2 separate regions of the Homo sapiens genome follow, and region 2 is linked to region 1. A link is a loop called in an ENCODE intact Hi-C map of the cell type or tissue named here. Cell type or tissue: IMR-90. All regions are shown on one strand. Links, peaks and the distances in the headings refer to the core of each region. The heading gives the core; the rest is flanking DNA.

Region 1 (2,921 bases), core at 161-2,660:
CCTGAGAACCTGACTCACTCTAGCAGGTTGAAACAGTCTAGTTTCCAAACCTGCAGATTAGTTTCACCAAAGTGGCACCATTTCAAAATTCCTGGGGCTTAGCACAGAGTGTTTTTCATGATCCACCAAATTGGGAGCTCCTGGAAGACGCTGGTCAGTGTTTGATTCTTCTGTGTATCACCAATACCACCTTAATTCCAAGACACCATAGGCAAGGATGATAGTCTGAATATATACATCCATGTCAGCAGCACGGCTGTTTCTGTACAATGCCAGCCCCAGTGCTGGAGCAGAGTCCTGGAGGCCACCATAGAGCCAGGTGCTAATGCTGGTCTTACGGAATTCAGGGGGTCCTGGGGAAGAGATTGCTATGTCTGCAGCAGAGGAAGGCACTGGCGAGGTTCAAGGTAGAGACGTTTTGCCAATCAGCACAGAAGTATTTTGATATTTTAGAAATTAGTAGATACAGCCATACTGGTGCATGACAGCTGAATATCAGCTGTTTGTAGGTAACACGTATTTGTTGATTCGATGAGTACCCCCCACTAAAGCATCCTTCTTATGGCTGGTGGCACTCCTCCATCTGCCTTCCCACAAAATGCCAAAGACTTTCCTGCCCAGGGCTCCTTGACCCATGAGAGAATGTGACTAAGTATGGTCTTAGCTTCACATCACATATCCTGGGGAGCTGGTGGTTCTGGTGGCTGGGACCTGAGGAGCGAGAAGAAAAGGAGTGTGGGCTGGGCCGGGGGCGGTGGCTCACACCTGTAATCCCAGCACTTTGTGAGGCTGAGGCAGGTGGATCATCTGAGGCCAGGAGTTCAAGATCAGCCTGGCCAACATGGTGAAACCCAGTCTCTACTAAAAATACAAAAAATTAGCCAGGCGTGGTGCTGGACACCTATAATCCCAGCTACTTAGGAGGCTGAGGCAGGAGAATCGCTTGAACCCCGGAGGTGGAGGTTGCAGTGAGCTGAGATCATGCCACGGCACTCCAGCATGGACAACAAGGCGAAACTGCATCTCAAAAAAAAAAAGAAAGAAAGAAAGAAAGAAAGAAAGAAAGAAAGAAAGAAAGAAAGAAAGAAAGAAAGAAAGAAAGAAAAAGAAAAGGAGTGTGGCCTCCTCACAGGACTAAGAATATAATGCATAGACCTGCTTTCGCTTTAATTTAAAAAGAAGGTACTAAAGCCCCATGTCTTTTGCAGCTATGGAATCCTTTGACAAAATTAGTTTTCTTTGTTGTGTTCTAATTTGAAAGCAAAAACAAAACAAAACAAAACAAAGCCATTCGTCTAATAATATTTGTGGCAAGGGAGCTTGATTAGATGAGAACAAAACTTCTGGTCCCCTTTAAAGTGGCATCTACTATGATGCCAACAAAGCAACTGTCTAAGAATTGCCTTCTTTAGCATTCTGCACTAACTCTTTACTGCATTTGATATTCTGCCACAAGTGATGGCTGAGGGACATCGTCACTGGGGGAGGTTGCTGAAGAACACTTGTTTACCATGTCATTCCTGCTTTGTCATTCTGGTGGTGGCTTGTCCATCACCCTCCTCACAGCACTTTAAAGGCACATGTGCAGTCAGTGAAATAGACAGATCTAAAGAGTCTTTTATGGTTAATGGTGCTGTTATTGTGAAATATGAATGCTGTAGATGTCAGTTGATAGTTTATCATGCTGTCCACAGTTTTGGCATTTTAGACCTTTCCCCCAATATTTTACTTTCCCCCTGTTTCCCAATCCCCACCCTCTTAAATTTTAGTAAACTGTATATTGTCATGCTATTGAGAAATCTAGTCTGGAAATCGTTTGGGATTTTTTTAGCTGGAGTTTCGCTGTCATCCAGGCTGGAGTGCAGTGGCCCGATCTCAGCTCACTGCAACCTCTGCCTCCCAGGTTCAAGCAATTCTCCTGCCTCAGTCTCCTGAGTAGCTGGGATTACAGGCTCCTACCACCATACCCGGCTGATTTTGTATTTTTAGTAGAGATGGGGGTTTCACCATATTGGTCAGGCTGGCCTTGAACTCCTGATCTCAAGTAATCCACCTGCCTCAGCCTTCCAAAGTGCTGGGATTACAGGCATGAGCCACCGCACCTGGCCTGGAGATGTATTTAGAGAAGGCTGTTGTTCCTTCTAAAATCGTTTATATTCTCACTAATACATATATTATCTCATAGCTTCTGAGTATGTACAGTTAGAATAAGGGTTATTTGGTACCAGCTAGTGATAAAGAGATGTCTAAACAGATAGATGGATGCCTATCCTGTTATAGTAGCAAAATATATCTAGACCAATTCTGATGATGGCTGCGATGGCAAAGCATTTGTTTCAAAGTTATTATTTTGGTGTCATCTTTTGGACATCTCAGAAAGCTCTCGGCTGAGCTAGAAACAGAGTTTCATTATTCAAAAGGAAAAATCTATTACATCTTGTGAGCCCAGAGTGAAAACAGCACGTGAACTCAGGGCTGCCAGCAGACCCTCGTGCCAGCTGGTTCAATGGGCAGAAGTGAGAATGTTAATAAACACTCTAATGAAAGGAAGTTGTTGGATAGTAATTAACATATGCCATTAGTATCTGTCCCTTTGGCCAGACACGGCAGACAGGCTGAAACCATACATACAAATGAGTGTCTGCTAGGACTGTGCACTGTGCGCGGAAGAAAGGGGGACAGTGTCATTGTGAGCGACTGGTGTTGTCAGCAGCTTTAAATCACAGGGCCACTGAGTAACAAAAACAGGGAAGGCTTTTGTGTTTTGGAACAATTGGGTGGCTTACAATTTAAAATACTTAATAAACTTATTTTTATTCTCACTTACTTTCCTTTTACCTCAAAACCTTCTGTTTATAGTTTTGTTTTGTTAAGAAAAATACTGATTTAGCTTTTTTTTCCTAATCAGTGAGTGAAGGATG
Region 2 (2,921 bases), core at 147-2,646, 62 kb after region 1:
GTTGGAGACCAGCCTGGCCAACATGGTGAAACCCCCTCTCTACTAAAAATACAAAAATTAGCTGGGCGTGGTGGCAGGTGCCTGTAATCCCAGCTACTCAGGAGGCTGAGGCACAAGAATCGCTTGAACCCAAGAGGTGAAGGTTGCAGTGAGCTGAGGTTGCACCACTGCACTCCAGCCTAGGTGACAGAGTGAAACCCTATCAAAAATAAATAAATAAATAAATAAATAAAGGAGCTAGGAGCTGGGGACTGCTGTCTAGCGTACTCAGGGACTATAACCATGAGGGTGACAGTTGATACCTCTGATGTATAAGTAAGCATTTAATAAGTGTTAGTGTTGTCATTATAACTGTTATTAATTAGACCCATACCTACCAAATTTGTTTATCATAAACTCCCAAAAGGAATTAAAGTGTTTTAAATTTCTGCCAGGGTGATTATAATTTATAATCACTATGCAATACAGCCTCCACCATCACTATTTGCTCTGGCAAACCTGTAGGCTGTGCTCTCTCTGCTTCCCACTCTGTTCCCCATCTTCCCCCGGCACCATATCCTTGACATCTCTTGCATAAATAGCATCTTCCCTGATACTCCAGCCTGTGGATGTATCGTACACCATCACAGAGCCTTATAGTTTTTCTTCCTAGCAACAAAGCATTTATCGCCCATGGAATTGCAGTCTTATATATTATTTATTCTTGTTTATTGAAGTCTGTCTCCTCACTAGACCCTACTTTCCATGAGGGTAGGGAGGGTCCCTGTCTTGTTTCTTTCTACACTGCTGTTTCTCCCATATCTGGCATAGGAAATGGATGAATGAGTAGTTAGAGGTCTCCACTCAACTGTGCTATGATTAGGCAAATGGAGTTGGCAGGGCGCATAGCTCTTAGGCATCTGTGTTCTATACCTTTTCTTGTATTTCCTTTCAACATATTTTGAAATTCTCATCATTTTAACTGTAGGTAAAGATCAAAGTTAATCTATAAGGCATACATTCTTTGTATGGCCAGAGTAAAGAACTGAGTAAAGAACAGAGTAAAGAACTAACTGGCCAGAGTAAAGAACCAGGCTTTCTATTTTAGAGAAACAGAAAAAAAAAATCTCCTAAGGGGTAATAGATGTCTCATTTGCATAGCCTGGTGTTTAGATCTCCTTAGTGTATTCTTATTTGTAATCATTCTGAACTAGCCATAAGCATCTTGATGAGACTCACTATCACAAACTCTTAACTCATAGCCTATGGAGAAAAGAGATCATAATATTCAGATTTTAAGTTATTAACCAGAACGTAGCACAGAGATGGGAGGTCAGCACATTGGATGTGTGAGTGGGTGTGTGCACACAAAGGAGAGGGCTCAGGGCAAAGTTAACACTGATTGGAATAGGTCAGATTGAGGAGCAAAACGTGTGTGTTTTGATTTTTCTCTAGAAAGCAGGGTTGCTAGGGAACAATAATAGCCATATCATTACCTCCTAGGATATCACAACATATACATCACAGAAGTGATACAGACAAGAAAGCCAAACACAGAACAGAGCAGAGGCAGAGGCAGAGAACGATTTTCAGATTTCAGATTTTCTGGCTCACCCTGTGTGGCGGTGGGATGATTCAGCAGGGCCAGGAAATGAGCACAACACAGCATAGTTAAGGCCTGTCTGTCTGGTTTATAGATTCTCCACCCCCTTTGCCTTTATGTTCCCCTCTGCCTACATCTCCTCAACCCAAGCCTTGCTCATTCTCCACCAGTGAGTACGCAGCAAGTAAAAGTAAACTAATATTCACTGGCCAACTGTGACTCCGCATGAGAGATGGAATATCGTTAGCTTAGCCGTTGGCTTATTTATTTAGATACAGGTTTCACTGTTCCCAGCTATTTCTGCTTTACTCCTGGTCCCACCCTCTAATACAATAGATCAGCAAGAACAAACTGCCCAAAGCTTTCTGTGTTTCTCGCTGCTGTTCAGGGCCCTGTAAGGGAGAAGGGGCGTGCCGCTTAGGGAAGACAAGCAGGGATCTGCATTAAGCCCAGTTCGTGCTACATCAGAAGAATGAATTTCAAGGGTGGACAGGTGACAGGGAGGGTAGGTAAAATAGCCAGGGCTCGGGAATGGAGTCACCCTGAGAAATTAACTGGAGTGAATACCACTGGCACTAGCAGAAGTGAAAGACAAGGCCCAGGTGCAGGTTGACACTGGGAGGAGAATGGAGTGCTAATGGTTTAGTCATGGTTTCTTTATGGAAGGCAAAGGAGAATCAGAGAGCAAGCTGCCAAATTAAAAGTAAAAGCCCACTGGAGAAGGGCTGACTGGGAAACTATGGGGTAAAAGGCTGGGAGTGGGATCGGGGAAGTGGAAGAGGGATAGGGAGGAAGGAGGAATCAAGTCATTGGCTGTCTTACTGGAGTAAGATGAGATGTCTGTCTCTCCCATGCTGTAGGAGGCCCAGCCATGACATGAGTGATTTCACACCCTGTAAAGGAGCATTTAAAAAGAAGCCAGGCAGGTTTTGAAATATGAGGCCATGGTGTGGCTGATTATATATCTTTGGCTGTTTTGTTTTTTTTTTCCCTAAGGCAATTACATTAAGTGCTTAACATCAATCCAGAAAGGAAAAAATGAGGGCACCATGGTTTTGGTGAGAGGATTTGGTGGGGGGCAGAGGGGGAAGGCTAAACTGTCTCCCTTCCAAATACAAACACTGCACATACAGAAAATAAGCCGTGTAGATCCTGAGTTCTGACTACAGTGGCGAAGGAACACACAGGGGCCTAAGAGAATGAGGTAATATTAGTTATGTCAACAGTTGCATGTTACAAATGCTGAAGGGGAGTGAAACTTGCCAAGTGTTAATGGAACTGCTGGAAAGAAAGACTACTGGGCACCTGCCACCAGCCGCCTGACCTGGCCAACCCCACC

What was found. Peaks named below come from ENCODE experiments on the same cell type or tissue, not always from the same donor. Only the 100,000 strongest peaks of a DNase experiment are listed, where the experiment ranks them.
Region 2: a loop joins it to region 1, with 5 times the contacts of the local background. A loop is called at or near these places in 2 of 110 quality-filtered maps.

The regions. Positions count from the first base shown.
Region 1 is chr13:44,695,682-44,698,602 of GRCh38, forward strand. All of the region lies in intron 3 of LINC00407 (long intergenic non-protein coding RNA 407), which reads left to right. The region is part of intron 2 of LOC105370185 (a long non-coding RNA gene); the gene reads right to left. Among named protein-coding and RNA genes, the nearest start is that of LINC00407, 57 kb to the left of the region's middle. In IMR-90, for the core only: no CTCF peak of the experiment used is centred there; no DNase peak of the experiment used is centred there.
Region 2 is chr13:44,757,334-44,760,254 of GRCh38, forward strand. No RefSeq gene overlaps it. Among named protein-coding and RNA genes, the nearest start is that of LINC00330, 51 kb to the right of the region's middle. In IMR-90, for the core only: no CTCF peak of the experiment used is centred there; a DNase peak (open chromatin) is centred at 1,698; H3K27ac peaks cover 1,257 bases.